Linked DNA regions of Mus musculus: all the other regions are linked to region 1. Evidence: chromatin loops called from intact Hi-C (ENCODE). Cell type or tissue: heart. All regions are shown on one strand. Each heading gives the region's core, and the rest is flanking DNA. Links, peaks and the distances in the headings are about the cores only. Region 1 has its middle 38 kb from the start of Stmnd1. Region 2 overlaps Kif13a (kinesin family member 13A). Region 3 holds the start of Nhlrc1 (NHL repeat containing 1). Region 4 holds the start of Rbm24 (RNA binding motif protein 24). Region 5 has its middle 6.0 kb from the start of Fam8a1.

Evidence for each region. A loop is a pair of places that touch in the nucleus more often than their neighbours do. Peaks named below come from ENCODE experiments on the same cell type or tissue, not always from the same donor. Only the 100,000 strongest peaks of a DNase experiment are listed, where the experiment ranks them.
Region 2: it touches region 1 in a loop (14-fold over the local background); 26 of 42 quality-filtered maps call a loop at or near these places.
Region 3: a loop joins it to region 1, with 3.0 times the contacts of the local background. A loop is called at or near these places in 3 of 42 quality-filtered maps.
Region 4: it touches region 1 in a loop (2.7-fold over the local background); 4 of 42 quality-filtered maps call a loop at or near these places.
Region 5: a loop joins it to region 1, with 9 times the contacts of the local background. A loop is called at or near these places in 33 of 42 quality-filtered maps.

What each region holds. Positions count from the first base shown.
Region 1 is chr13:46,308,144-46,314,413 of GRCm38, reverse strand. No RefSeq gene overlaps it. Among named protein-coding and RNA genes, the nearest start is that of Stmnd1, 38 kb to the right of the region's middle. In heart, for the core only: a CTCF peak has its summit at 3,543 (motif pointing left); no DNase peak of the experiment used is centred there; H3K27ac peaks cover 250 bases.
Region 2 is chr13:46,795,197-46,801,466 of GRCm38, reverse strand. It overlaps Kif13a (kinesin family member 13A), which reads left to right. Exons shown (of 38, transcript NM_010617.2): 18 at 24-186; 19 at 2,134-2,274; 20 at 2,976-3,125. Among named protein-coding and RNA genes, the nearest start is that of Gm24620, 31 kb to the right of the region's middle. In heart, for the core only: a CTCF peak has its summit at 3,094 (motif pointing right); no DNase peak of the experiment used is centred there; H3K27ac peaks cover 1,133 bases.
Region 3 is chr13:47,014,483-47,020,752 of GRCm38, reverse strand. Nhlrc1 (NHL repeat containing 1) reads left to right here and starts at 5,903. Exons shown (of 1, transcript NM_175340.4): 1 at 5,903-6,270. The coding sequence starts at 5,974. In heart, for the core only: CTCF peaks have their summits at 879 (motif pointing left) and 3,249; no DNase peak of the experiment used is centred there.
Region 4 is chr13:46,415,084-46,421,353 of GRCm38, reverse strand. Rbm24 (RNA binding motif protein 24) reads right to left here and starts at 3,054. Exons shown (of 4, transcript NM_001081425.1): 1 at 2,156-3,054; 2 at 956-1,079. The coding sequence starts at 2,323. In heart, for the core only: a CTCF peak has its summit at 3,137; DNase peaks (open chromatin) are centred at 1,063 and 2,973; H3K4me3 peaks cover 3,011 bases; H3K27ac peaks cover 3,594 bases.
Region 5 is chr13:46,660,351-46,666,620 of GRCm38, reverse strand. No RefSeq gene overlaps it. Among named protein-coding and RNA genes, the nearest start is that of Fam8a1, 6.0 kb to the left of the region's middle. In heart, for the core only: a CTCF peak has its summit at 2,842 (motif pointing right); no DNase peak of the experiment used is centred there; H3K27ac peaks cover 345 bases.

The DNA of each region.
Region 1 (6,270 bases), core at 597-5,596:
CTCACCGGAGTGCCGTTTCTCCCCTAGGCTCTGATTCTGTGTGCCTTTCACTCCCTGCTTGCTTTGCTCTCTCCTCTTTGGATAGATGCTGGACACCTACAAATTAAGTCAAGTTTAATTGTTTTCGTCTCCATCTTTCCTTCATCTCCAAGACTCCCCACAGTAGCCAACACACAGTACTTGCTAAATAAACATTTATTCCACGAAAGACTGGATAGTCAAGAGCAAGCTATGTAAAAAAGGGGTGGCTGCCTTTTTCCTTAAAAAGCTAGATCCACTCCTTAATCAATTTAGCTAACCTGGAGGTTGCCTTTAAGGCTGGGTACTATAAAAAAGGATGACTATGCCTCAAAGCAATTTCCTTAGGCTGCCATATCTCTATGTAGGAATGAATGTGATTTTCCTCTTTCCTATACTATTTTTCCCAAATGCTAAGCATTTTAAATGCATTTGCCACAAGAGACAATATAGTACCCCTACGAAGCAAATAAACTGACATGTTATTTCACCTGACACTTAGCAGAGCAATGACTTAATAAAACTCTTCAGTTCTGAAGCATAAGAAACTCTGTAATTTGGAGGGTGGAAAATGTAAGGCATCTCCTTTTTATTAAGATGGATGCAAGTATCTTAGGGCACAGTCACAGAAGAGGTCCAGCATGATTAAACATATAAATTACTGCCATCTATCTCCAAGTGTCAAAAACCAGGATCAGGCTGAGGAGAACTTAAATTCCTAGATGATTCTGAGCATGCGAAGTTTTGCTCTGTCTCCGGATGGCATTTTATAAAACACATCTTTCATTTTCAGTGTTGAAGAATTTAAGGCATTAGGAGTTGTACATTCAGATAGAAATTGGCTGGAGGGAAGGTACTTGTTGGCAGTGGGTATGTTCATAAATGATTTACAGAAGCCTATGAGTTGGTTTATTCTGAGTTTTAATCGTCTCTTTCAATAAAACATTGACCAAGGACTTAGAGATCTGCCTGTGTTGTTCTTTGGAAAGGCAAGGCTCTGCGTGTTGTGACAGGAGTGATGGGTGATCTTGTGTGTGCCGAGAAGACTCCTGGGATCCAACTGCTAATTCAGTGTGGAGTAATCATTCACTAATTCATTTGCTTCACAGGTTTGCACGAGGGTCAGTGCCATGTGGGTGCTCTTGTTGGCCTAGGCATGCAGCCATGAACAAAACAGACACCAGTCACTGCGTGGATCCTGTTCTCTAGTTGGAGAGAGATGGGCAATGGGGCATTGCTGATCACTATGGAGAGATGTAATTCAGCTAACATAATCATGGGAGAAGTGATGGTGAGCAGTGGTCACAGCGGTGTTGAGGATGATGGAGGTGGTGAGAGATCGTGGCTTTAAACCGGATGGTCTGAGAAGAGTACCAGGCTCCTCCTCTGGAAGAATGGTCTGTGAAGCCATTTGGGTAGTGTGAACCCTGGTGTGAGGAAGGAACAGCAAGGGACATAATGGTTGGAGTGAATGAGTGGCCATGAACTCGATCCAAGCAAAGCCCGAGAGAGAATAGGGGCAGGTCATGCATGGGCACATAGCATACTGGACCATTCTGGCTTGACCTGGATAACTCTGGTGTTGCAGAGATTTATATTTTAATAAGATGACTGTGGCTGCCATATTCAGAATAGGTGGAAGGAGACAAGGCAGGATTGGCGGATGAATCAGGAGACCCTCGTGATTGGCCAGGAAAGGAAGGGTGATGACTGGCATCAGGACCAGTGGATGGAGGAGGCTAGACATACTTATTATGTGCAAATACAGTTTTGAAAAAGAGCCCTGCAAGATTTACTAAAGCTAGATAGACAGGGTAAAAGAGAAAGGAAGGCAGGACTGACAGCTCAGTCGGTAAAAGGCTTGTCCTGAGTTCCATCCCTCAGAATCCACATTCAAGAAAGATAAATGAATAAAACTCATGAAGTCTGGAGTGGTGAGAAATGCTTCTAATCTCAGCAGGAGAGAAGCAGAGACAGATTCCTGGGCATATAGATCAGGCAGCCTAGGCCACTCTGTCAGTCACTAGGCAATGAGAAACTATGTCAATAATAATGATAATAGTAATAATAATAACAATAACAACAACAATAATATAAGGTGGATGGTACTCAAGGAATGGTATCTGAAAGTTTTCTCCATACATACATACCCTCACACCCAGAGGCGAGAAAATGAGAGCAAAATCAAAGACAGCATCAAGTTTTGCTCCTGATCCACAGGGAGCTTCTGGTTGCTATTTGTTGTGAGAGAAAAGCCTTTAGGAGAAGCAGAAAGCTGTCCTACAGACATATTCTATTGAGATGCTGATGGAGAAGCCTGGCAGGATGTGTGCAGGGTCATAAACAGCAAGGAGCCACTGTTGTATGGATAGCCTCTACCATCGCAATGCACAAGCTGGCCAAGGATAAACTCATAGACAGACATTAGATGCCGCCCAGTGGGAAATGTTCTGGAATAATAAGTCTGGGGCCCGCCGGATGCAGGACACAGGACAGCTAGTGAACGTCCTGGAAGTCAAGAGGACATGGGAAGCGAGTGCTTTGAGAAAGAGGGCATGAGAAGCCATCAAGCACAGTGCAGATGTAGAGCTGTCCCATTGGTCCAGCAAGTCGTGACTGGAGCAAGAACAGATTCCATGAAATCGTGGAGGGGAACTCCACAGGAGGTATCTAAAGGAGAACAATTAGCAGACAAGAACTTTGGTGCTCTGTGCCAGGTGTACTCTTTTAGTACATTCAGATGTAAAGCAAAGACCAGGCTGGGGGCCTGGATGGGCAATGTGGATAAGAAGGAAAATGGAGTTCAAGAGAAGTTCAGGGAAGGCCAGTTAGAGGGGTGGCCTTTCACTGGGGACATGGGTGGGGAGGAAGGGGCAGAATGAGGTCACAAATACAGGCAGGTGGGTGGATGTGGGGGTGTGAGTACCGTCTTCCCGTCGCTTCTGTTTTCTCTTTGAAGTCTGAAGAAAGACCATGAGCTCCAGGTCTCGTGGGTCTCTGTAGAGTGAGAGACAGCAGCAGCCTTGGCGTCTGCACCATCCTACAAGTAACACGGATGGAGTTGAGAAAGTGAACCAGGGGAGTGAGTGGCTCAGGGGGTAAAGAACTTGATGTGCAAGTGAGCAGACCTGAATTCAGATTCTCAGAACCGATGTAAAACAGAGACATGGGACTGTCACCACAGTGCTCCTATGAGACAGGAGGCAGAAACAGGGGACTCTCCCGAGCTCCTGGGCCAGCTAGCCTGAGGCGTGCTACAGTGAGGAAGAGATCCTGTCTCAAGCAAGATGGAAGGGGAAGGACATCCGAGATTGTCCTCAGATCAACACACATGCATTTACACTCGTACGTGCTAACATGTACACACACACATACGTGCATATGCACGTGAACACACAGGCAAGAAGCAAAAGAAAGAGAGAAAAATGCAAAACGTCGCAAAAGCCAGTTAATTTTTAAATGTATTTATTGTCAAACCACAGAGCTGACTTCTATTAACTATCTTTTGGCACCACCTGCTGGAGACAGATCCCAGCAGCTAACGGCAAGGATCATTGATAATGTGCACAGCAAATGGGGAGAGAGAGAGATCTCTGTGGACTGGGATTCATCAGAAGAGTCACTTGTGAATTTCGCTGTACATGATCCTTTCCTCAAAGTGTGGTTTTTCAATGGTCTATGAAAAACAGAAATTCATAGAAAGAGAGAAACAGAGTTATAGTGGTTTTTTTTTCTTTCTTTTTTCAGGAATGGTAGTGGTGTTCTGTCCCTCAATAAAAGCGTAAGCTTTCTTCCTCTTCTGGCTACATCCCAGGAGTAGTTAGCTTATATGGGCCTTGAGATGCTCTTGGCTAATGTAATTATCCAGTGATTGAGATGAGTGAGATGCAGTTGCCAATACAGTATTTTAACCAAAATGGTCCAACGATATTACTTTTCCCATTTTCCATGCAATGTGTTGTGATGGAGATGGACATCTTCCCAGTGATGATGCAGGCTTGAAACTGCTTCCCTTAACCCAGAGACTTCCTGAGAGTTTATCTCAGCTGTAACTAGTGATGGTTCCTTACTATGTTCTTCTTTGTGTGTTTCCAAGGACCTTGCTGCAGACAAGTCACAAAGGTACAAATATCCATTTCTTGGAGAACTGGAAGGAAAATAGCCCTATATTCCTATATTCCTCACTTTTTCCCTACCTGCATCCAAGTACCCAATAAGAAGTAACTAAACTAAATGAAGAAGGCTTTATTCTGTTGTATAATTTGGAAGTACAGTCTAGCTTGGCAGCTTGGTGGCTCACATCTGAGAGGCTCAGGAAGCAGACTGTGTGGAATGCTGATCCTCAGCTGTTTTTCTCACCTATGGTAGGATGCTGCTTGAAATTAGGGATGTCCTTACCTCTCAGTTAATCCTTTCTGGAAACATCACCCACCTACCACAAGATATCTATCATCAGTGCCTTGCGTGTTTCTTAATCCACTCAAACTAGCAATCAAAATTAACAATGACAGGTTTTTATGTCATCTGGGATAATTGGGCAGTCACTCACTCTGCCAGGACATTTCTGTGAGGATGAAAATTCTCCAGCAATGGTAGACATAAAAGTCCAAATTAAGTCTCTCACTATTATTGTATGGGGTGTGATGTGTGCTTTAAGCTTTAGCAAAGTTTCTTTTATGAATGTGGGTGCCTTTGCATTTGGAGCATAGATGTTCAGAATTAAGAGTTTCTCTTGGCAGATTTTTCCTTTGACCAGTATGAAATGTCCTTGGAAAATTGTTTTCCAACCTTTTACTCTTGGCTAGTGTCTGCCTTTATCACTGAGGTGCACTTCCTGTATGCAGGAAAATGCTGGGTCCTCTTTACATATCCAGTCTGTTAGTCCATGTCCTTTTTGGGGAATTGAGTCCGTTGTTGTTAAGAGATAGTAAGGAAACATGATTGTTACTTCCTGTTATTTTTGTTGTTAGAGGTGGAATTATGTTTGTGTGACTATCTTTTTTGGGGGGTTGTTAAAAGATTACTTTCTTGCTTCTTCTAGGGTGTAGTTTCCCTCCTTGTGTTGGTGTTTTCCATCTATTATCCTTTTTAGGGCTGGATTTATGGAAAGATATTGTGTAAATTTGGTTTTGTCATGGAACATCTTGGTTTCTCCCTCTATGATAATTGAGATTTTTGCTGGGTATAGAAGCCTGGGCTGGCATTTGTGTTCTCTTAGGGTCTGCATGACATCTGCCCGGGATCTTCTAGCTTTCATAGTCTTGGTGAGAAATATGGTATAATTCTGATAGGTCTGCCTTTATATGTTACTTGAACTTTTTCCCCTACTGCCTTTTAATATTCTTTGGTTAGTGCATTCGGTGTTTTGATTATTATGTGACGGGAAGAATTTCTTTTCTGGTCCAGCCTATTTGGAATTCTGTAGGCTTCTTGTATGTTCATGGGTATATCTTTCTTTAGGTTAGGGAAAATTTCTTCTATAATTTTGTTGAAGATATTTACAGGCCCTTTAAGTTGGAAATCTTTGCTCTCTTCTATACCTATTATCCTTAGGTTTGGTCTTCTCCTTGTGTCCTGGATTTCCTGGATGTTTTGGGTTAGGAGCTTTTTGCATTTTGCACTTTCTTTAACGGTTGTGCCAATGTTTTCTATGGTATCTTCTGCACCTGAGATTCTCTCTTCTATCTCTTGTATTCTGTTGGTGATGCTTTCATCTATAACTCCTAATCTCTTTCCTAGGTTTTCTAACTCCACGACTGTCTCCTTTTGTGATTTCTTTATTGTTTCTATTTCCATTTTTAGATCTTGGATGGTTTTGTTCATTTTCTTCACCTGTTTGATTGTGTTGTCCTGTAATTCTTTAAGGGCTTTTGTGTTTCCCCTTTAAGTGCTTCTACCTGTTTACCCGTGTTCGCCTGTATTTCTTTAAGGGATTTATTTATGTCCTTCTTAAAGTCCTCTATCATCATTGTGAAAAGTAGTTTTAGATCATAATCTTGCTTTTCTGGTGTGGAGGTTTATCCAGGACTTGCTATGGTGGGAGAATTGGGTTCTGATGATGCCAAGTAACCTTGGTTTCTAGTGCTTATGTTCTTATGCTTGCCTCCAGCCATCTGGTTATCTCTAGTGCTACCTGCCCTGGCTATATCTGAGTACAGCCTGTCCTTCCTGTGATCCTGGTTGTGTCAGAACTCCTCAGAGTTCAGCTGTCTCTGTGATCCTGTGATTCTGTGACCCTGTGATCCTGAGATC
Region 2 (6,270 bases), core at 796-5,795, 490 kb before region 1:
CTTTCTTTTCTTCAACGTTGCAGGGATGAACTCTTTAGGCAGAGCTTGGCCAAGCTTCGAGAGCAGCTGGTGAAAGCCAACACTTTGGTGAGGGAAGCCAACTTCCTAGCCGAGGAGATGAGCAAGCTCACTGACTACCAAGTGACTCTGCAGATCCCTGCGGCCAACCTCAGTGCCAACAGGAAGGTAGGCATGGCCCTAGGGAATGGGACCACATGATGGAGGCTGGTAAATGCTGCGGATCGGAATCTATAGATCACCTCTGTGGGCAGGTCCTAAGGGGGTCCGGGGGGGCGGGGGTTGGTATTTACCCATGGGTAAGCATACTGGGTAAACACCCTTAGAAGGGACAGAAACAGAAGGCTAGGAGGTGGTGTGCATGCCTTTAACCCAGGCTCTCAGGAGGAAGAGGCAGGCAGATCTCTGAGTTCGAGGCCAGCCTGAGCTACAGAGGAAGTTCCAGGACAGCCAAAGCTATAAGAGAAACCCTGTTTTGAGAAGAATGAGGAGGGCAAGGGGGAAGAAAAGGATGGAAGCATAATTTGGTGGCAGAAGGACTTTCTGACTTAGTCACTTCCTTGAAAAGATTGAAACTAGGGACTCAGAAGATAGCTTCGCTCACAAGCTTGATGACCTGGGTTCAATTCCTGGCTCCCGTGTAAGAATGGAATGCGACACAGAGTTGTCCTCAGACCTCCACAGGCTCATAGTGCCCAACCACATCCATCCACCCACAGTAATAATCGAAGTTTCAAAAGAGTGAAGTTAGGCATACATGTGTGTTTATGCATGGACATACATACATGTGTAAGTATCATGCCTGCCTTCCTTCATGCAAGCACCCCTTCTGCTGTGAGGGTGTGTGGGTGTGCTTGCTTGTCCCACCTTTCTCTGAGTGGACTCTGAGAAGGAGAAACATCTTGGAAACCTGCTAGCACGCACACAGAACTCCTTAGAGCCATCTGGAGGTCTCCTATCATTACAACATCAAGAGTTGACTGTAAAAGAGTAACCTGGAAGAAAATGAATTTTCATCTTTTTTTTTTCCTGCCCAGACAGCAAGTTAAAAGGAAAGTTGTGTGTGGGGAGTGGAGAGAGAGGGCTCACTCAGGTAACCACTTACTACTCTGCCAGAGGACCCAAGTTTGGTTCTTAGCACACACATGGTAGCTCACCATTATCTGGAACTCCAGTTGCAGGGGATCCAATACCCTCTCCTGGCTCTGAGGCACCAGGGACACATGTGCACATACATGCATGCAGGCAAAACACACTTGTACCATAAAATAAAGTCTTTTTTTAAAATTTTAAGAAAGTGAGTTAGGGAGTATCTTATTGGTCTTTAGAGTTCTACATCCACAGACAGAGGCATGTGTGTACCTTCTTTCTGTATATGAGAATTTTTTATAGTCCTTTTCTTCTTTAAGACTGATTGATTGATTGATTGATTGACTGATTGATTGATGTGTGTACCTTCTTTCTGTATATGAGAATTTTTTAATAGTCCTTTTCTTCTTTAAGACTGATTGGTTGGTTGGTTGGTTGATTGATTGATTGATTGATTGATTGATTGATTGAGACAGGGTCTCATAATCGCCTGCTGCCCTCAAACTTACTAAGTAACTAAGGGTGACCTTGAACTTCTGCTCCTCCTGTCTTTACCTCCCAAATGTGGTCATGATGAGCATGCACTACCACATCTGTTTTAGATGAAGCTGGGGCTGTAACCCAGGGCTTTGTGCTAGATAAGCCACCTGAGCTAAGCCAGTGTGCTAAGTAAGTCACCTGAGCCACTCCAGCCCTCACGGTTGAATCTGTGTAACAAAAACTTGAAGTCCCCTTGCAATTGAATAGTAGTCAGAATATGATAAATCTGTGTGATGAATTCCTATGTTGCTATTGGAAAGCAAGATTATGAAGAATATCCAATGAAAGGAATTGTGAGGTAAATATACATAGATCTATAGATACATAGATATATGTAGAAAAGAAAGGCCAGGGCATTCCCTAGGTGGTAAAGTTTTACTGTCTTTTGTAAACTTAGAACCTCACAATAGTATATACAGTCTTTAACTGTGGGGGGGGAGGCGGGGTGTTGGAGTCATGTCCGCTCTGTCTTCCATCACAATACAGAGAGGCGCAATCGTCAGCGAGCCCGCCATCCAAGCCAGGAGGAAAGGGAAGGGCACCCAGGTCTGGACCATTGAGAAGCTGGAGAATAAGCTAATTGATATGAGAGACCTTTACCAAGAATGGAAAGAAAATGTTCCTGAGGTAAGAGAAACAGAGCATGAAGGAGACTTGGCCGAATGAAGACCACAGGTATAATGGTTTGGTCATTTACACTAGGGAGATAAAATGTGATCTTTAAGGGCCAATCGCACGTGATTCAGTCCGGTGGACACGGAATCCAGGAAAGCCAGGCGGGACTTAGTTTGCGTTGTGCTCTTTGACTTTCAAGGGAAAAGAGGAGAAAAGAAGTCGCTCCAGGCATGCGCAGTCGCTCCGTGCTATCAGTCCGTGTCCTGGAAAATTACACCGGCCGAAGCCAGTGTGGATTTCATCTTCATCCCCGTCTGCGCATGTGCCCCTAATTGTCTGTGCCCCTAGCTGTGCTCAGGGCTGGGTAGATTTCTGAAGTCATCATAGCGAATGTAATGTTAAGCTTTGCTTTTAATATTTGATGTTAGTAATAAAAAGGAAAATCTGGTGAAGGAATTGGTGTAAGTCACAGGGCATGACGTAAAGCAGGCTTCAGGCGTGGGGTGAGTGAAGCTGGGGCTCCTCTGCGTGAGCGTCCCCTAGCAAACACGCCCCGCTCGTGTGCTGGGTCTCTGTGGGCACGATTCTGATTGCACTTGCTTATTTTTACGAATGCTTCCTCTAAACGTTTTTAGTGCTAATTTGAAATAACATCATTTAAGTTGATGCGTTGTTTCCTGACTTCTCACCCAATGACCTATTCTTTTTCTCAGGCCAAGAGGCTCTATGGGAAGCGAGGTGACCCTTTTTATGAAGCGCAGGAGAATCACAACCTCATTGGTGTGGCTAATGTGTTTTTGGAATGTCTCTTCTGTGATGTGAAGCTTCAATATGCAGTACCCATCATCAGCCAGCAGGGGGAGGTAAGGACACGCCAGCCCCTAGGAAATGACAGAATAGGAAATTTTGTTTAATCTCTTGCCTTGAGAGAGATCAAGAAGAGGTGTGTGTGTGTGTGTGTGTGTGTGTGTGTGTTGCTCTTCTTTTGTTTTATCCCTCTTAATATAAGTCAGGATTAAGCCATGATCTTAAAAGATAACACATTTCATATTTGTGGTTCAAAAATTTTTTTCTGTTTTAATTTTGGTAATAAGTTTTGCTCTTTGCTCCATATTAATTTTTTCTTTTAAAAACCACCTCCAATGATAGCCATCCACGCCAGTTCCTTCCTGGATCATAGATGTCCTTTACAAGGTATTGCTTAGATTCAGGAGTGGTGGTGTCTTCCTTTGACCCTAACACTTAGGACAGAGGCAGGCAGATCTCTGTGCCAGCCTGTTCTACCAAGTGAGTCTGAGGACAGCCAGGGCTGCACAGTGAGAACCTGTAAACAAAGAAATGAGAAAATAAAATAAAAAATAAAAAACCTCAGAAGATTATTCTGAAGCCCTAAGTAACAAAGAAGGCAGCCTTTGTTAGTCTCCTTTAGACAGCCGTATTTCAACAGTGTGAGTGTATTTGCCCTTTGTGGGCCTTGGACACGTTAGAAGACATTCATGTGAAATTTTTAATTTTTCCTTAGGTCCATTTTTACTTTGACAACTTTATTATTTGATTATACTGTGGCTACAGAAAGACTCAAATAAAATGAAATTCACCCAGTACCCCTCTGACCGACAGCATAATAAGATTGTCTATAGTCTCTTCTCGTCTCTTTGTACGTTTGCACTGCTCTTAAACCAAACCAACCTTGCAAACTTACCCATTTTTCCCATTTCGTATTCTGGAGCGGCCATTTTATTATGTGAAAATGTGCTCTTCAGTTTATTGGTTCCCAACCCAATTGTAGTGGAAACATACCTTAGCTCTAACTTTTGGATATTCAGTTGCTTGGACTATCTTCTGTCATAGTTAGCACTATACGGCTCTGATCTTGTTAAAGAAAATGTCCTGGAGCACCCAGGTGCATCTGTCTATTTAAGCTTGTGGTGTGTTCCAGCATACGGCCCTCCAGAAAGAGTCCATTTCTCTTTGTATTTGTTGGCAGCATAGGGGATGATCACTTCTTGTGCCCCCCTCCCCCCCCCCACACACACACACTACAGTATAAGATTTTCCCCAGAACCCACTGGCTGTTTGCTGGTCTCCTGTATTCTGCAGTCTTAGACACCATCTTCTATGGGTAAAGGCATGAAAGCTATGTGTCTTAGATTCAGACTTCTATCCAACTCATCAACTGGTGTTTTTCTCTTTAGTCTCAATCTTTAACTCCCTAGTTTGTTTTATATAACGTATAAACTTGAACTACAAAGTTATTCCAAGCTGGGCATGGTGGCACACGCCTTTAGTCCCAGTACTTGGGAGGCAGAGGTAGGTGGATTTCTGAGTTTGAGGCCAGCCTGGTCTACAAAGTGAGTTCCAGGACAGCCAGGGCTATACAGAGAAACCCTGTCTCGAAAAACCAGAAGAAAAAAAGTTATTCCTTGGGATTCTTAGAATAAGATATGGTTTACAAAGGGTAGCTGGGAATAAACCTGGGTTCCCAGGGTGGGATATAAGTGTGTGTGTGTGTGTGTGTATGTGTGTGTGTGTGTGTGTGTGTAGGAGCTGGGACCTTCTGGATAATTCTGCCCCAGTGACCACCAATGCATCTCTCATGCTAAAAATATAACTTAAGTGACCAGTGTAGCCTGTGACTGAGGCCCTCTTTAAGGGCCTCTTAATCTAGAGTCCTGGGCAGGCTCTGGGTATCTGAAATTATATCACAATGTACTCAGGGGGCCCATAGATGGCTCAGCAGGGTAAAAGCGCTTAGCCATGCAAGCCTAATGACCTGAGTTCAGTCTCCAGTTCTCAGATTGGAAAGAGAGAAAGGACTTCTAAGTGTTTCCCTCTGACCATCACTGTGGCACGCTTACACCTGTAAGCACACACACGCGTAAATACATAAACACGTGTTCAGTCCTCAGACGAGCACCGTATGAAGCACTGCACTGTGCTTCTGCCCCTCGGTACTTCTACCTCTGAATATCGCTTGTCAGATATCACCAGCTGATTTCTCTCAGATCCTTGGCCCTGGTGCCAGTTGGTATGTGGAAGTCTGAGCATTAAACATAACCCTTAGCCTGGGGTGGTGGCTTATCTCTGCAATCCTAGTATTCAGAAGTTAAGGCAGAAAGATTGTGCATTTGAGCAGACTGAGTCATTTCCAAAAGAAGGAAGGAAGGCTACCATACCGGACCTGCTCCAGTGAAACGCTACCATGATCAGAAATATAAACATCCTAATGGCAAATGGAGAGCAGTTATTTAGGGGTAGGGAGAATGTCTCAGCAGTTCAGAGTGGCTTGCTGCTCTTAGTAAGGGCCCAAGTTCAAGTCCAAGCTCCCCAGTCAGATGGTTCACAGCTGCCTATGACTCCAGTTCCAGGGGCATCTGATAACCTTTGGCCTCTTTGGACACCAGCACACAAGTGCACAGACCTACACACATACGCATAATTAAACAATAAGTTGAACAAAAGAATCGTTACGCAGAGTGGACATTGGGGGGAGACCTGCCTATCATTGAAGCACTCTAGAGGCTGAAGCAGGAGGATTCCACAGTGAGGTCAACCTGGGCTATAATAGTGAGACCCTGTCTCAACAAATCAAAACCTTGAACAAACAAAGGAACAAACAAACAAACAAACAAACAACTTTCCCATGCTGGATGGCTTTGTTCCTGCCATCTCTTCTGGTAAGAGCCTGGTACCACCCCACAAGTCCGTTTTCATGCAGCTCCATGTTACACCCCATCCTCCCTCCTTGAGCCGGGGACCATGTCTGCCTAGTGCACTGTGGGAAGCCCAGTGCTTGGCAGTTTCTGCCCCCATCCATCCTGGGTAAATACTCGCTACACGCATGCGCACACATTTGTCCTATGCACACCCAGTACCTACACCTTTCTGTTATGTCGACTGCTCCATCCTGTCATTGGCTCTCGTTTCTCGTTCTCTTTCTGCATTTAACCATGAGTTCACTAGCAAGAGAGCCCACTCCCTGGAGTTCCAAGATTACCCAAGCACGGT
Region 3 (6,270 bases), core at 360-5,359, 710 kb before region 1:
CAGTCTGAACACTTGGTCTCCGGATGGTGGCACAGTTTTGGAAGTTTCTGGGACCTTTAAGAGACGGGGCTAGCTGGAAAAAGTAGGTCACTGGGGGCAGGTTTTAATGTTTTGTAGCCAGGCCTGGTTTAACCCACGCTCGCTCTGCTTCCTTTTCAATGACAGTGAACAATCAGATGCAGGACATGCCAACTACTTCAGTCTCAGCCTTCCACAATGTCTTCCCTCAAACCACGCCCCAGACCCGCCCTCCTTCCTTAAGTAGTTTGTGTACATTAGTAAGAAAAGTAACTAGTTTGATTATGGGAGGGAGGTGTGGCATGCGAGTGTATGCATGCATGTCCAAGCAAAGTGGAGAGACAGAGAGATACACACAGAGAGACAGACAGACGGGGAGAGAGAGAGAGAGAGAGAGAGAGACAGACAGACAGACAGACAGACAGACAGACATAGAGACGGAGACACAGAGACAGAGTTTTTTTTTTTTTTTAAAGAAAGATTTCTGGATGCTTTGTTTCTCAAGAGAGGGTTCCTCCTAGTAGCCCTGGCTGCCCTGGAACTCATTGTGTAGACCAGGCTATCCTCGAACTCAACTCTTTAATCCCAAGTGCTGGGATTCAAGGCATTTGCCATTACTGCCTGGCTCTGGATGCTTTTATTAAATCTGTCTTTAACTCATACGGCTCCTGCTTTCTACCGCGTGTCATCTAAGGTTTTATTCCTTGCAAACAGATTACAAATCCACTCGAGTTAATAATTGGCTTGGGGGCTGGGGAGATGGCTCAGTGGTTGAGAGTGCCGCTCTTCTGAAGGTCCAGAGTTCAAATCCCAGCAACCACATGGTGGCTCACAACCATCCGTAACAAAATCTGCTGCCCTCTTCTGGAGTGTCTGAAGACAGCTACAATGTACTTACATATAATAAATAAATAAATTTAAAAAATAATAATAATTGGCCTGGAAGAGGATTCAAGTATGTGAACCTTAAGCATGGTCACTCTGCTTTCAGCATACAGTCCCCATTTCTGACTTTGTATAACTTTGATATGTAACATTTTAAAAAATCTGCCTGAAAATCTGCTGCGTGCTGAAGAGCGGGTAGCCATAAGAAGCAGGGTTTGGCTTTGGCTTTGGCTTTGGCTTTTTGGTTTGTTTTTTTCGAGACCCAGTTTCTCTGTTTGGTCCTGACTGTCCTGGAACTTGCTGTGTAGACCAGGCTGTCCTCAAACTCACAGAGATCTGCCTGCCTCTGCCTCCCAAATGCTGGGATTAAAGGCATTTGCTACCACTGCCTGCTGCAGTATTTTAAAGTAAGAGTTGAGCATTTACTTATACTTAAATGATACAAATAACCTGCTGGGAGCTGGTGCAGTGACTTGGTGGTTGAGAGTAAGCACTGCTCTTCCAGAGGACTTGAGTTCAGTTTTTAGCACCCATGTGAGACAGCTCACTACTGCCTGTAACCCCAGGTCCAGAGGCTCTGATACCTTCTTTTTTTTTTTAAAGATTTATTTATTTTATGTATTAGGAGTACACTGTGTCTTCAGTCACACCAGAAGAGGGCATCAGATCCCATTACAGGTGGTTGTGAGCCACCATATGGTTGCTGGGATTTGAACTCAGGACCTTCAGAAGAGCAGTCAGTGCTCTTACCTGCTGAGCCATCTCTCTAGCCCCTCTGATACCTTCTTTGTTCCATCATGAATACCCTCACATAAGTGGTACACACATACATGCAGATAACACACAGCACATAAATAAAAATTTTAAAATAAATGTTAAATAATAATGTATGAGGTTTGGGATATAGCTCAACGGTAGAGTGTTTTAGTGTATGTGAGGCCCTGGGTTCAATCCGTAGTACCACAAAATAATCATAATATCTGAAAACCTGGAAAGTCTAGCAGGGACAAACAAGGACAAACAAGGGCAACCAAACCCTTGCACTAGAGACATCACTGCAAAGAGGGGAATGCTTTCTCTTCATCTTTTCTGCCTTTTTTTTTTTAAAGATTTATTTATTGTATGTATGTGAGTACACTGTTGCTATCTTCAGACACACCAGAAGAGGGCATCGGATCTCATTACAGGTGGTTGTGAGCCACCATGTGGTTGCTGGGAATTGAACTCAGGACCTCTGGAAGAGCATCTTAGCCACTGAGCCATCTCTCCAGCCCCCTCTGGTCTGCCTTTACATACTTGTGATCTTACAAACACATGCTCTCACTACAGGCCCCATGGTACATCTCTATTGCCTTCCTCTCAAGTTCTTCTGACCTTCTGAGTGATTAAATATCTCTCAAAAGCAAACTTTTTTTATTATTATTATTATTATTATTATTATTATTATTATTATTATTATTATATTTTGACCCATCAGTGTCAAACTCTAGCATGGAGTCACCTACCTAACCCAAGGTCTTTATTATTTCTTTATTTGAGACTAGGTCTCCCTATGTAACCTTGGCTGGCCTGGAACTTAGGAAGGAATGACTGCTTTTACCTCCCAAACTCTGGGATTAAGGGTGTGCCCCGTCTCATCCGAGGTAAGTCCTTGTACACTTCCTCCTGACCTCCGGGTGAATGATGGCATTCACCCGGCAAACGAAGTGCGAACCTGTGAGGCCTGTGCTTGGTGCAGTCCAGAGTTGAGCAAAACCAGAGGTAGAACTCAGTGTGTCCCTTCAGGGACAAAAGCAATAGAAAGAGATGAAGACAGAGCGCAAGCTTTAAGATGGACCAGGCTGTCAATCAGACTCTGTATCCTTGATCCGACAGAAGAAAGACCAGGCTGTCAGCTTAGGCTGGTAGAGACAACAGAGCAGAGACTGGCGGGTTCCATGGGATGGAGGCAAAGTCTGAAGATTAACATTGCCAAGACCCCTAAACTGTGGGACTCAGACCTTGGTTTTGTTTGCTATTCCTGAAGCTGGAAGCTTTGCAGAGCTGAGAAAAACCTTAACTGCCAATCACATGCCATCCCTTTAACTTAATATCTGGGCTGGCATAGTAGCAAGCACCTGTAGTCCTAGGACTAGGATGGTACAGGCAGGAGGATGGTGAGTTCAAGGCCAGCCCCAGCCTCATAACCAGCGTGAAGCCGACATGAGCTGACCCTGACTCAAAACAAACAAACAAACAAACCTCCTAGTTAAGTGCTTTATAGTAAACCCCAGGAGAAAACTGAGTGTCTTTGCTGCAAAGCTGCCCAACCTAGCCAGCAGTGCTCATGGTGTAGTGCCACCTGTAGCCTCTCAGAGGCAGCAAAGGCCTGAGAAGGCAGAGAAGGAGCTTCAGCAGGCAGCAAGCCTTTGGACATCTCTAGAGGACACAGCTCAGCTGCAGTCAGCAATGAATCGGGGTCTTTGAATAGTTTGGGTGCAATGCTGGAGCGGAGACGAGTTAGATACAAGTAAGGGATCCATCAGGGTCAGTCTGGGAAATACCTTTAAAAGATGACACCTCCTAGGACGGCTCTGCCTTTGTCATGATCTGTGTGGGAGCCACCAGCCCCACTTGTGGAAGTTAGCTTATCTGAATTAGATAGATGCACACTGAAGGTAAAACACACCAGACTTTACTCACTATACAAAATGAGTGTTAAAATGTCTCCATTCATGTTTTCAGGTGATTACAATGTCCAAAGGATGGATTGGACACAAAGAATTCAACTAAATTTTGTTTTTCTTTTCAACTTTTTAAAAGTGGGGATACAAGGGAATTATTTTAAAATGTGGGTTTCCTTACATTTCTGTTGCACAAGACTGGTTCTAAAAATAGTCCAGTTTTGTATCCAGACTGTGTTTCCCGAGTTAAAAACTGTTTCTGAGGGGCTGGAAAGAAGGCTTAACGTGAGAGCACTTGCTGCTCTTGCAGAAGACTTGGGTTTGAGTCTCAGGATCCATATTGTGGCTCACAGCCATCTGTAACTCCAGTTTCCTGGAACCGACAGCCCCGCTCCGACCTCCTATGACACCAGGCATACTGTAGAGAAAACACTTATACACAAAAAGTAAAATAAATCTATTTTCTTATTATTTCTGAGGGGCTGGAGAGGTTGCTCAATAGTTACATAACGCTGGCTGCCCAGTCTGGAGAATCCACATTAGGAACCCTCCCACATTCAGTGGCTCACACCTGCCTATAATTCTAGCTCTCGGGTATCTAACATCCTCTTCTGGCCTCCAGAGGTTCACACAGACGTCCACACAGACACACAGACAGCCTCGTGCACACACACTAATAAAAAACAGTTTTTTTAAATTACTAATAAAAAAACTTTCTATGAGATATTATTTTAGTTGGTGTCTTATTTAGAATGGAAATGCATTTTGAAATCATAGTATCAGCTTGGTTATTCTGGTCTAACATTCAATCTCTGAGATATGTAGTAGTTGATTAAAAAAGAAAAAAAAAAACTGCTTGTTTTCCTTGGCCTTCCAAAGAATTTCTCTCTCGAAGAGTGTTAACACAGGCTTGAGTCCTCCAGTTTCTTGGAAGTCTATGGAACAAGAGGGTAACCAATCATGATCACAGCCTTTTTGTGAATAAGAATGTTCTAATACATGGTTTTGGCCAGCACCTTGTTCATGTAAGACAGTTAACTCCGAAAATGAGAGCTTTGAATACCCCCAATGGATTTCGGAAGATTATACTGACCATAAGATTAGGATACTTCCACGATCATCTTTATTGTCAATCATTTCTCCAGTTTTGAAATATTTCCTATACTTATTTATTTGCAGGTGTATATGTTTATGTGAATGTATCTCACACGTTTGCAAATGCATGGAGACCAGAAGGGGACTCTGGATTCCCTGGAGCTGGGGTTACAGATGGTGCGGAGAACTGAACTCATGTCCTCCAGAAGGGCAGCAAGCACTCTTTACCACTGAGCCATCGCTTCAGCCCCTTTACTTTCAATCTTTCTCGGGATGGAAGGCATTGCAGGGAGGAACCGCTGGCTCGAACTTACCTGTACGTTATAATCCCCTTCACAGTGCCCCTCAGCCCACACTGGTGCAGTTAAGCCTTTGCCAAGGAGACTCAAACATTTGTCATACAAAACCATATCTGATGATCAGTGAGATGCCGTGTAGTCAAACTGCCTGCCTTCCAATCACGGCCTCCATGAGGCTTAAATAAAAGTGAATGAAAACCACTTAAAAGAAGGCAGGCACGAGCGAATTCTATAACTGCTACTAACTAACAAGTTTTGTTGTTGTTGTTTTGTTTGTTTTTGAGACGGGGTCTCCCTTTGTGCCTCTAACTGGCCTGGAACTCACTATGTAGACCACCATGCGAGAAAGCTAACAGCTTTCAAAATATCCCTTCCACACAAACCCACTTCACAAGTATTCTTTTGTTTGTTTTGGTTTGGGGGTTTGTTTTTTTAGGCACTGTAGCCTAGGCTGGCCTCCAACTAACCACCAACAGCTGTTCTCCTGTTTCTGCCGCCTGAGTCCCGGCATCACAACTATCACACCCAATTCTTTGACGTCTACGTAGCTACCTTCTCACAAGAAGGAAAAAACACAGCAGAGAGGAATGCACATCTGCCCCTTGAAGTTATCTTCTTTCTTGTGTCTCTGTCTTCAGAATCTTACTATACAGAGACTAGGAGCCATGTCTTGTTCCTGTCTAGCCCTGGTACCCACCTCCCAGCGAAGCTGACTGGCAGTCCGTTTGGGCACCATCCCTGAGAGACTAGCTGTCACTTACAGGAGGACACGGAGAGACCCACTCATCACACCCCGCCCCCACACCCGCTGACATGTCTCAATCTTTAATCCTGGAATCTTCCACCCGTGACGTGATTATCCCAGGTCTGCGCACGGCGCATGCGGACGACTGCGTCGTGCGTCCGCCAGGGGGTGGCAGTGTGCGCCCTGCGTCAGAGCGCATGCCCCGCTCCGTGACCGTGACCGTGGCCGTGACTGAGGGCTGCGCGGAGGCAGCGGAGCAGCGGGAGCAATGGGGGAGGAGGCGACGGCGGTGGCAGCGGCTGGGGTGCGGCCCGAGCTGGTGCGGGAGGCGGAGGTCAGCCTGCTGGAGTGCAAGGTGTGCTTCGAGAGGTTCGGCCACTGGCAGCAGCGGCGCCCGCGCAACCTGCCCTGCGGCCACGTGGTCTGCTTGGCCTGTGTCGCCGCTCTCGCGCACCCGCGGACGCTGGGCCTCGAGTGTCCCTTCTGCCGGCGGGCCTGCCGAGCCTGTGACACCAGCGATTGCCTGCCGGTGCTGCACCTCCTGGAGCTCCTGGGCTCCACCCTC
Region 4 (6,270 bases), core at 574-5,573, 110 kb before region 1:
CAATTCTTACAGTTTTACGGAGAAGATGTTTTAGAAAGACAGAGTTTTGAATGTTCGTGGGTAATTTCTCCACGTATTTCCTTTCTGACAATTGGGCTCCTGAACAGAAATGTCAACCTCTCTCTCTCTCTAAACTTCTGCAGCCAAGGCTGAGTGAAGGGTACATGATTTCGGCAACAGAGCTGCTTGCCTAAAGGATCGGAGTCATTAGCTCAACCCTCAGGTGAATTATTTTCAGTAAAGGAAAATAACACTCCCAAATAATACAACAGATTTTCACACAGACCTAGCAATATTGTAAACTAACAGCTATGGGGATTTTTTAAAAATAAATTATTTCTCATCTCCAAGTAAAAAATCATTAAAGACAAAGCAAAACAAAACAAACAAAAAAATCCCAAAATTGTAAACTGTGGAGGTGAAATCTTCCTATGTGGCTGCTAGTACTCTGTGACTTTATGTGAAAATATGTGCTATGTCCATCTTGGTTCAGGATTCAGATCATGCATTCTCTGAGCACAGCGTAACTGGCCTAGAGCACACTAAGAAAGAAGGCTCATTGGCCGGCCAGAGGTGACAAGGCCCACGTAGTATACCCTTTTATCCACAAGTGGCTAGTAAAAACTGGATAACTGAAAGCAGACAAAAAAACATCTATCATTGTATAGGAAAACACACCAATTAACTTTTGAGTGCAAGCTATCTGGACCCTAAGATCTATTTTTGAACATCTCAAGTACCCAGAGGCGTACTTACAATGTTCATGTATCTTTAATGCCTTGGTGGAACAACCAGCTCAAGTTCTACCAAACCGAGCTACAGGGTCTCAGGAAGCTGGCTTTTCTGGGCTGGGGGTGGCAGTGGAATCTGTCTACAGATGGGTGGAGAGTTGGGGAGGAGGGAGAGGGAGGGGGAGGGGGAGGGGGAGGGGGAGGGGGAGGAGGGTGTTGCTCACCTGGCTGCATGATTCTTGGTTTTGCTCCCAAGTATGCCAGATTCACATTGGCCTTCCTACCATCGATGATGGGGTTGGGATCCTTGCAGGCCCTTTCAGCGGCAGCCCTGTCAGCCATGGTGACCTTAGCAACATACACAGACAGACACACAGAGCCCTCAGTTAACCCCTGAAGGAAAAGGATTCAAGCCACCGAGCTGGCTGGCTTTCTTTTCTTATTTGGGAGGGGTTGGGAACATTAACTCTCCATTCTCTGCCTTAAAAAAAAAAAAAAAAAGCAGAAAGAAGAAAGGAAGGAAGGATCTCCCCCGCCCCCCACCCAAAGTCCTAAGGGTGCTAATGTGGGGCCTAACAGAGATTGGGAGCCACCATTCTGAATTCGCGCGGAGATTTACCTTTTACATTCCCACCGGGGCCCCAGAGGTACTGTGGGCTTTAAACAAAGTCCAGCCCCAAACCAGCTGGTTACTCCCCAGCGACAATAGCGATTGCCCTGCTCCTGGGCTCTCAGCTCTTTGGGCTGCTGAATTCGCCCCTTTAAATCTCCAGGAAGCTTAATGTGCTGTTTCAGTTAGGCAAACACCCAGAGGTGCAGCTTTTTCTTTTCCTTTTAGAATCTACCTTTGCAATTTAAAAGATAGTGATGTAAAGTGTGTGTGTGTGTATGTGTGTGTGTGTGAGTGTGTGTGTGTGTGTGTGTGTGTGTGTGTGTGTGTGTGTGTTAGCTCTAGCCCTCCCTGGGCCTAAACAACACACACACACACACACACACACACACACACACACACACACACTGTTTTTTTTTTTTTTTCTTTTTTAAACAAAGCACCAGCTCACTTAACAACCAGCCTCCAACCTGGGAATCCACAGTGAGGGGCTCTGCTTCCTCCCTCCCAACTCTCCACATCTCCCATCTCTCCTTCCCAGGCTCTCGGGGCCACCGAAAGAGCATGGCCTCAGGTCCTCTCTGTACCCCACGAGGCAGCCACGGCCCTTCGTTTCTCCAAGCCCCATCGCACTTAAAGTTTCAGCTTAGCTCCGAGTGAACGGGCGTCCCGCGAGGTCCCACTGTGCCCCTTATCCTAATCTCTGCCTCCCCAGGGCCTGGGGCCACTTGCTCCCTGCTGGCCTGATCGCTTTGGCCAGGACCTCTCTTAGTTGCTCCCCACCCACCCTGAGTCCTTCTTCCACGTAACTTACAAATCCGTAGCCCCGGGACTTGCCGGTCTGCCGGTCTGTGATGACCACCGCTTCCTCGATGTCTCCGAAGACCTCAAAGTACTTGCGCAGGCTGGCGTCGGTGGTGTGGTAGGGCAGCCCTCCCACGAAGATCTTGGTGTACGTCGTGTCCTTCTGGGTGGTGTGCATCTTCGCGCCCGCCCCGCGGCTCGGGCTCCGGCTGCGGCTGCGGCTGCGCCTGGTCCTCGGGCTCCGCGTCTCCCGCAGCGCGCGGCGGCCGCCGGGGGCCGAGGGCGCGCGCGGGGGCGAGGGGGCGGCGTGGGCGCTGGGCGCGCGGCTTCCCAAGTGGCCCACTGTCCCCGACACTCGCCCAGGCGCTCTGCTCCAGTCCCCGCGTCCGGTCACTGTCCAGACCTTCCGGATCGTCCGGGTAACCAGCTCCGTAGCCGCGGACTGTGGGAGCCTTTTGCACTCACGCCGCGTGAAAGTAAAAATAAAATAAAAATATTTTTTTTCTTAAATGCAGAGAGGGTGGTGGTCTCCAAGTCCAGAAGAGGTAGATGGTTCTTTCTCAAAAAATCGAGTGGCTTAGTGGGATGGGGGTTGGCTCAGAGGCTACCGTGTCCCGGGGGCGCGGAGGTGGCAGCTGGGGGCGCGGTGCTGGGCCCGGCTCGGTCTGGGAACCGTCCCTTCTGCTTAGTAGCTGCCACACCAGTGCGGACGGAGGACCGCTCTCCAACCCTCTATTCCTTTTTCCCCAGCGGCCCTGGGGGTCGACGCCCGGCTGGGGAGGGGGCGGGCCGGACGCCTGCGATTGGCCGGGACAGCACCTGGGGCGCCCGGCGCCGCCGCCCCCCAGCTGTTGGGAACAGCTGCTTCTCTCCCCGCGCGCGGGCGCTGGGTCGCCTGGCTGGGGCTCTGGCGCTGTTGCTGGGGCAGAGTTGGAAACGGCTGGAGGCGGCCTGGCTCTGTTGTTGCCTGCTCCTACTGGTCAAAGTCGCAAAGACCCCTGGCGATTCCCGCAGGGACCCAGAGTGAGCTGATTGACGCTCCGAAGCAGACCACGCTAGCTTCTTGCTAGGCCTCGCTGGCACGACCAGTTGACTTGAGAGTCCCCCGGGGCCTGGGGTGGTTTGTACAGAGGCCAGTCCCCTCCCAAACACCTGGGACCAAGGAGATCTGTCTCTAGCGTCTGAACCGTGAGAAGAACTCTCAAGTTTTCTTAGCCCCCAAAAGCTGGTGCTGTGGGTAACCAAGAGGAAGAGCCCCAGGGATGTTATGTGGTGGGGTGAATAATAATAATAGCCCCTAGCATTTGGGAATGCTTGAGAAAAACTTTGGCTTTAATGGCTCACAGCTAGCAAAGGGTGTCTGTATTCATCTGGCCCTGCTGACTACTGCAGAGGACCATGAATTAGTACTGTACCTCCCACGATCATCAAATTTGTGCTTCCTGCCTAACTTAGTTATTCAGGAAGATGGGTACAATGTCTGTCTCAACACAAGTCGCTCCCACCTCCGCCTTTTTTTTTCCCCACTAAGCAAAGAATCTATTTCCTTCTATTTGAATTGCAGAACGGTTAGTGAATTGACCTCATTTATTTATCCGGATATAATTGTAAAAAGTATGATTTCTTTTAAAAGGGTGGGGGCTGTTACATAACGATGGATTTCTACCAGCAATTCTGGAAGCATAGATAGAATACACTAAACGTAGTATATGTTTATTAATTTAAGCCAGCTCGTTGGCAGTTCTTATGCTCAATAGGGCTTTAAATTAATGACGCTTTGAAATCAGCCCATCATATTTAAGGTTTAGATTAAAATACCCCTCCCCCTTATTTTGAGACAGGGTATTGTGTATCCCAGGCTGTCCTTGAACTTCCGGTGTATCATAAAGATTACTTTGAATTTGAACTTCTGATTCTTCTGTCTCAGAGTCCTGAATGCTGGGACTGCGGGCATGTGCCCCTTCTCTGGGTTTATGGGAAGCTTTGGGAAGGAGCACAGGGCTTCCTTCCTGCCAGGCAAGCACTCTGCCGACTGAGCTACATCCCCAGGCCCCCGATGAAAGTATTTAATGTAAGCAGAACATTTCACTCTCTGCCCTCACTGCACAAGCGGGTTTTGCTCCGAGAGGCCAGTGTAGTCCCAACACTAGTTGCCCCTGAGCTACATCTTTTATTTCCTTTTAAACAGGTCAGTGTATTAACCGATAGAGCCCCACAGACATACCCCAGTTACTTTCCAGGGCACCTTAGCTGTCAACCCCAGCCAATGAAGAATGTGGTGTGTGCAAAGGTGAATGAGAATTACTAGCAAATATTCTGGTAGGAAATCTTCAATTCATCTTGCTGATTTCCACAGGAGGCTGCCCGAGGTTATCGGGGTCAGTTTGAATCCTCAGTGAGAGAAAAGGAAAACTAAGAAATCTCGCTGTGGTTAATCCTGGGGAGAAAAATTAAGCAGTTTATATAATGTAAGTATTTTATACGAAGTGTTGACTCTTTAATACAGTTCCTCGTGTTGTGGTGATCCTCCAACCACTAAACTATTTTTGTTGCGACTTCTTAACTGTAATTTTACCACTGTTATGAATAGTAACAAACTATCTGTGTTTTCCAATGGTCTTGGAAGGTCACGACCCACAGGTTGAGAACCACTGTTGTAGACGCCGGCCCCAGTGTGAAAATATAAATCTTTGTCGCTGTTTAAGTGAAGTACTAGTTCAGAAGGGACTCTGTGCTCGAAGGACAAAAGATAATTTTTAAAAGTAAGAAAGCAGACCCTGACACAGAAGACGTATGCTTTCGAGTATTTAATATTCATCTTACGGTGTCATTTCACAATTATAGTACTTCACTGAAGCGCAGGCGGGCAAAAGCCTCTGAGAGGGGAGGCTTTTTGTCTACTAAGAAGTCCCAGACACTGTGTGCCATTGGATGACTTGTCTTCCTACATGGGTAAGAAGCCAACCCAGCCTGCAGGCAAAGAGAGTATCTGGGAGTGCAGCCAGGCATTTGGATGGTGGTCTCTAGGCAAAGTGGAGAGAGCTAAGAGGAAGGTTTTACCCCCACAACGGGATAGACTATCCTAGAGCTCAGCCTTCGGGAAGAAATACACTCTTTACTTCGAGGACTGAGGAAGCAGCTTAGTGGGAAAAATGCTTGGTGTGCAAGTGCTAGGACCTGAGTTCAAATCCCTGTATCGCCACGAATGCTAACTGTGCTGGCACATCTTGGCCAGCTTCTGGTCTCTGTACACACACACACACACACACACACACACACACACACACACACATACACACGTGGGGGGACAGTGAAGGGGGGGAGAAGACTTGTATGTCATCATTCTAGAGAAAATAACACAGATAAATGTACTCCCTTAAGTCCCCTGAGATCCCACTGGAGTGACTTTAGAAAATATTTGACACTTTCGTCTGAAATTATTTCATTTTGAACAAGATGATATACCTGGTCATTGGGACATTTTTGAAAATCCCACAAATAATCAAGGCATTCCTGGTTAACTGGCATGAGCTGCTGAGATGAGGGCAGAGATTGGTGATTATTTATTTTCTAAATCCACATCAGGAGAGGACATCGCTCAGCGTGCTCCTTGCGTGCTGTGGATTTGATTTCACGTCTACACAAAGGGAAACACAGGACCAAAGGCCAGATCCACTCTCGGTGGCTTTATGAACCTGTGCCATTAAACCATGTATCCCTCCGGGGCTGTGAGATGGATCTGAATCCAGACTTCAAGATTATTAAGTACCAAATATTTCTGTACAAAGGCCCATCACAGATTCAGGCTTGCAATAACAGTACGTGAAGAATCTTTTCTCTTTCCGGCTGCTTTTGGCAGAAGAGATGTGGATACCTGCATGCCTTGTGTGCTTCTTTGAAGAGAAAAAGTAAAAAATACTGTACAAGTTAGAAATAAGTTCCAAGCTTGCCATATCCAAGTTAGCGCACATGGATGGCCCGAGTCCTTGGTTACCACTCCTTGGCAGAATTGATACCATTTTATTACAGTAAGCTACTTACAGTAAATCACCTTCCATGTTCAAAATCTTTATCTGTTAAAGGCCAGAACCAAACCACAATGGTTGAACACCCATTTTATCTATT
Region 5 (6,270 bases), core at 897-5,896, 350 kb before region 1:
CATCACTGAACCATATCCTCAGCTACTCAGACATTTTAATACTTAAATTAGAAGTCGTGCCAGTAGGGAGGCAGGAACAGCAGGAGTGGATTTAGAAATGTCTAAAATGAGGGTGAAATACAGTGATTATTGGGGATATGGACTTTATATTTCCGTAGTATGTAGCAAAGTAAAGACATTAAGTGGCTGGAGAGATGGCTCAGCGGTCAAGAGCACTGACTGCTCTTCTGAAAACCCTGAGTTCAAATCCCAGCAACCACGTGGTGGCTCACAACCATCCATAACGAGATCTGATGCCCTCTTCTGGAGTGTCTGAAGACAGCTACAGTGTACTTGTTTATAATAATAAATAAATATTTAGACTGGAGCAAGCAGAGGTCCTGAATTTAATTTCCCAGCAACCACATGATGGGTCACAACCATCAGTACAGCTACAGTGTACTCACATACATAAAATAAATAAATAACCCCCTTAGAAGTGAAGCCACATAATCAGAGAATTAGAAACCAAATTTCGGAAAACCAGAAGTAGCAAAGCAAATAGAACACACTGTACCCAAAGAGATTGGACTGAAATCAAATATGAAATACCTTAAGTCAGAAGTAATGCAGAAGGGCTGGAGGTATGGCTCATCCATTCAGAGAGCTTGTTGCTCAGGCTTCAGGGCTGGAGTTCGAATCCAGCACCCACATAATAAGCTGAGTTGTTGTCCCAGCACAGGTGTAAGCCAGCACTGAGAGGGATGGAGACAAATGGTTTGCTGATTTGCAGCCTAGCCCCTTAAAGCACAAGTTCCAAGTTGAGAGGGAGATGGAGAGAGGGAGAGAGGGACAGAGGGACAGAGGGAGAGAGGGACAGAGGGAGAGAGGGACAGAGGGACAGAGGGGGAGAGGAGAGAGAGAGAGAGAGAGAGAGAGAGAGAGAGAGAGAGAGGGAGAGAGGGAGAGGGAGAGAGGAAGAGAGGGGGAGAGGGAGAGAGGAGGGACAGAGGGAGAGAGGGAGAGAGGGAGAGGGAGAGAGAGGAAGAGAGGGAGAGAGGGACAGAGGGAGAGAGGGACAGAGGGACAGAGGGACAGAGGGACAGAGGGAGAGAGGAGGGACAGAGGGAGAGAGGAGGGACAGAGGGAGAGAGAGGGGGAGAGGAGGGAGAGAGAGAGAGAGAGAGAGAGAGAGAGAGAGAGAGAGAGAGAGAGAGAGAGAGATCCTGCCTCAAAGGAATAAGGCAGAGTGATAGAGGAGGGCATAGGGTACCATTTAGGCAAAAGAGCCACACACAAAGTAAAGTAGTGTGTGTATGAGTATCTTAGCTGCACGTATGTCTGTGCACCTCATGTATGCCTGGTGCTCCCCGAGGAATCTGCATCAGAATCTGCATCAGATGCTCTGGAACTGAAGTTAGGATGGATACTATGTGGGTTCTTGAGAATTGAACCCCAGTCCTCCACAAGTGCACTGAGTGCTCTTAAACTGCACAGACTTCTCTCCAGCCCCATTGTCCACTTTTTAACATCACAAGTTGTTGTTGTTGTTTCAGAAGAGGTGATTATAGCAAGAGACTCAGTAACCCAAATGAGCAGTGGGCAATGTTAGGATAGTGTCTGGTAAACATGCAACATTCAGTTACTTGTGGAACGCAGACTACATGGGCATCAGTGCCAGTCAGCCGCCAACCAAGAGCCCATAACCACACAGTGGTTTGAACAGGGAGTCGGAAGGAATTCTAATGGGACTTAAGTCGAGGGGATATTGGCTAGCAAAAGGCTGAGAGAAAAGCGGAGCTTCCTGTAGAGCAGAATCTTCACAGCTAGGAGACGCTGGGAGAAGCCTTGTCTCTCGCTTGGGCACTCAAGTCTGGGTCCCAGCACAGATGATGGCCATTACGAAAGCTGTGAAATGGGGTCACCTCGGTTTCCCTTGGTGTGCAGTCTTTTGGTTTTTCTTTTCTTTTAAAGTCTCTTTTGAGATTATTTTCAATAGGGTCTTGCAGTGTAGCTTAGCCTTCTAACCCCTTGCCTCCACCTCCAGAATGTTAGGAGCGCAGGCATGAGGTACCACGACTAGGAAAATAGATAATTAATTTTTTACACATCTTGGAATTCATGCTTTGATAGAACTTAAAAAAAAAAAAACATTCTGGCTGGGTGGTGGTGGAGCATAGTTTTAATCCCAGAATCCTGGAAGTAGAGGCAGGAGGACCTCTGTGAGTTCGAGGACAGCCTGATCTACAGAATGAATTCCAGGACACCTAGGGCCACACAAAGAGAAACCCTGTTCTAAAAAACCAAACCAAACCAAACCAAACCAAACCAAAAAACAAACAAAAGCAAAGACAAAGCAAAAGAACGTTCTAGACATGTGGGTAGCCAAGCACCTGTTCTTTGACTATAGTCTTAGTGGGATAATCTAATTTTTAAATTTATTATTCTATTTGAGTAATACTTATCAATGACATTTAAGAAATAAGATGCCCAGTGCACTGAATAAAATATTTAATTTAAAAATAATTTGATTTCCATACTAATTTGTGGGAAAATATGTAACCCAAGCATTTTTTCCCTGTGTAACTAAACTTGGGTGATGTAATGCTGTATCAGGCGTTTCTTCCCCCAGGGCTCTCTCGCTAAGCAGCATAAGAAACATATCCATTACGGTAAGAATTTTATATAATAAAAATGATAATAATAATAATACTTTTCTTTATGATAGATTTCTTGATTATGGGAACTTGAGGTGATTGATATTTGTGTCCTCATTTATAGCAGGCTTTTTGTTAACTCTGAAAAAACCATGTCACATTCAAAGGATGGCCTGCTGCCTTGTGTAAAATAGACAGGACTTGAGGCAACCAGTAGGGGGAGGAATCTCCAAAGTTAATCGCTGTCTCCCAGCCTGACTTCAGAAGCTGAGAATCTTCAACAGGATTGACTTTAATTTCTCTGTTTTTTCCCCCCTCTCCTTTCTTCTCTCCTCTCCTCCCCTCTCCACAACCCTCTTTTGTTTGAGACAGGTCCCCACGTAGCTCAGGCAGGCCTTGAACTCACTATGTATTGAAGGATGACCTTTAACCTTTGCTCCTCCCACCTCTGTCTCTTGAGCACTAGGATTTGTGGCAGGCATCCCTAGAGCCGACTTAAGCGGTTCAAACCCAGCCCTCATCTCTATTTTGTTTGGACAGAACCCAAGGCTTGCTGGTTGGTTCCTGTAGCATCCATGAACGTTACCCACGAAATCTGGCACAAGGAAAGACTGTCGTAGGGTTAAGACTCGATCTCACTTGGAAATATGAGACTGGGGTGAAAGAAAAGCAAAGTCAGCTGAATGGGAGCAGGGTACGTGGAGAAAACGACTGTCACATAAAGGGAAAGTCTATTATGTTGGGTGGTGTTTGGTTGGGGCAAACATGTGAAGGAGTGTTTTCCTGAACTGGACACAGATTTAGGTAGAGTTGTGAGGGAACGCTTGACTAAAGTAGACCCAGGTGAACGGATGTTCTGCTAAAGCAAGCATGTGAAAGGACACGTGATGAAGGATTCTTTGCTAACGACACACATGTATTGGGCTGCCTTACATTGTGTAGCTGAGCTGCATTGGTGGGGACGCCATAGAGAGAAACCCAAAAACTTCTGGTGGTGTGCTGCAGTTTGTTGCCCCTTCCAAGAACTTAGGCTGATTGGCAGAGTGATGTCAGTCGAGACAGACATGCAGAGGACACGTGATATTTGGAGGGTTATAAATAGGACTCTACAGAGTGATGGAGACCGAGCTTGGCTTGCTGGTACAGCTAGCTGTACAATGCTTGTGTGTCTCATCTTCGCTGATCTTCACTTCTCTGAGAGGGACACCACAGGGAACTTTTCCTGGTGTCCCTCCAGGTCCCTCCTACTGACTCAAGCTGAGGCTGAGGCCTGGCTGTCTCTGCTAGGTCGTGTCACTGCTGCTGATTCACATTAGCTAACCTGACTCTACTGAGCTGGACTGCTGGAATCCATGAGGTGTTGGTGATTGGAAGGAGCTGCTGCTGCATGCTAACCTGTGAGCTGAACTGCCGATTTCCAGACAACACAGCTGGGAGTTGATCCAAAGAACCTTTCTAAACAGGTCTACTTCCCTCCCCCACTTCTTTCTTTCCCACTACTCCTGGTGGGTGTTGAGCTACAAGGGAGGTTAAAGCATTTAAGAACCATCATTAAAAATAGGCTTTGAAAAAAATTAAAGTTACAAGTATGACTTAGGCAGCAACAGAAAAATCAAAAGCTTTTGATGCAGACGGGGTACAGCTCAGCCTAAGAGTACTTGCGTAACATGAAGGAGACACTGGGTCCCCAACATGTTTCAGGAATCATTATGAAGGGCATATACTTGTAAAATAAAAGGGCTGGTTCAAATGAATGTGGAGTGTCGGGCAGGGAAATAAAGGGTGTGAGAGAGAACCCATGTCCCGCCAGAGCTCCAATGCTCTGGGCAGGGCACTGGTGCCTGCTCTCTACGTGGCCTGGGTGGGTGTCTGGTTGTGGGAAGCCACGGAACACCAGTCTGAGTGGGTAGAGAGGGAGCAGTCCAGGATTTCTGGGCCTTATGGAGGCCAGAGACAACAGGTTCTAGCTCTTGGACGTCGCAGGAGGTCTTTGGACACCAAGGAAGAGCTGAGAACAAAGTGAGGACCCCGGGGCAGGGGCAGCTCAGTCAGCTCCAGGGCCGAAGGGAGAAGGGGCAGGAGGGAGGTGCTGGGTGGTACCCACGAGGGCGAGAGTCCTTGGTCCGGTATGGTGGCTGGAAACGTTGGGAGGCCTTCTCTTGGGAGATTAGACATGGCTCTTTAGGGGAAGGCCTATTCCATCGTTCAAGCATGGCGGGTCTTGATGAGCAGAGACGGGCCATGGTTTTAGAGTTTTATTGTAGAAAGGCAGAGAGAAAGAGAGAAGATAGAAAAGAAAAGGCCAGCAATGGCCATGTGGAGGGGGAGGGAAGGGAGGGAGAGAAGGAGAGCTAGAGATGGGAGTAAGAAAGGTGAGAGCTTAAGAGATCAAGGAGGGGCCAAGCAGCCCCTTTTATAGTGGGCTGGGCTATCTTGCAGTTGCAGGGTATCTGTGAGGAGGAACATACCTGGTGTGCTGGCTAGTTTTGTGTCAACTTGACACAGCTGGAGTTATCACAGAGAAAGGAGCTTCAGTTGAGGAAATGCCTCTATGAGATCCAACTGTAAAGCATTTTCTCAATTAGAGATCAAGGGGGAAATGCCCCTTGTGGGTGGGACCATCTCTGGGCTGGTAGTCTTGGTTCTATAAGAGAGCAGGCTTTCCCTCCATGGCTTCTGCAGCAGCTCCTGCTTTCTGACCTGCTTGAGTTCCAGTCCTGTCTTTCTTTGGTGATAACAGCAGTGTGGAAATGTAAGCTGAATAAACCCTTTCCTCCTCAACTGCTTCTTGGTCATGATGTTTGTGCAGGAATAGAAACCCTGACTAAGACACCTGGCTACTGTCAGGTAACTGTGAGGGTGGAGTCTAGCCAGAATGCCAGGAGCTTGGGACATTGTCTGTGTGACTGATAATCACAGAATTATGGAGTTGGGGGCTCTGTGGTGTCAGGCACCTGACTCTGGGAATGTGGCTCACTGTTCCGTCCCTTGTAGAGTTTTCTACTGGGTCTCCGGAGTGAGCTTCGCTCATCCAAAACACAGGCTGCCTTTCACGGTCCCACAGTGGAGAACATGGACCTGTACCTCTTCTCTCCTTTACTCACACTGGAAGCAGGAAAAAACCCAAAGTTGCTGATCTCGTCTGATGGAGTCAGGCCATTCAGTCCTGTGCCTACTCAAATCTTTCCCTTGGAATTTTACCCTTGACAGTGGCTCCATCTCTCTTAAATTTCTTTCTAGCCTCCCTCTGAGGTGGAGTGCCCTAGCCTGAAGGTCACTCTCCCCTGCCTGGTTGTTATTATTTTATTTATTTATTTATTTATTTATTTATTTATTTATTTATTTATGTGTGTTGTGCTCAGATGGATCCCAGGGCTTCAAGCATAACTGGCACATACAGTGTCTCATGCTGTGGTTTCCCCAACCATAAAATTATTTTTATTACCACTTCATAACTGTAATTTTGCTACTGCTGTGAATCACAACATAAAGTAAATATCTTTATTTTCTGATGGTCTTAGGTGACCCCTGTGAAAGATTTGGGACTGCAAGCCACAGGTTGCTCTAGGCAACAAAATATCCGTTTGTGATCATGGCCCCACCTCCTAAGAGAGAAAGCATGCAGGAGAGAAGG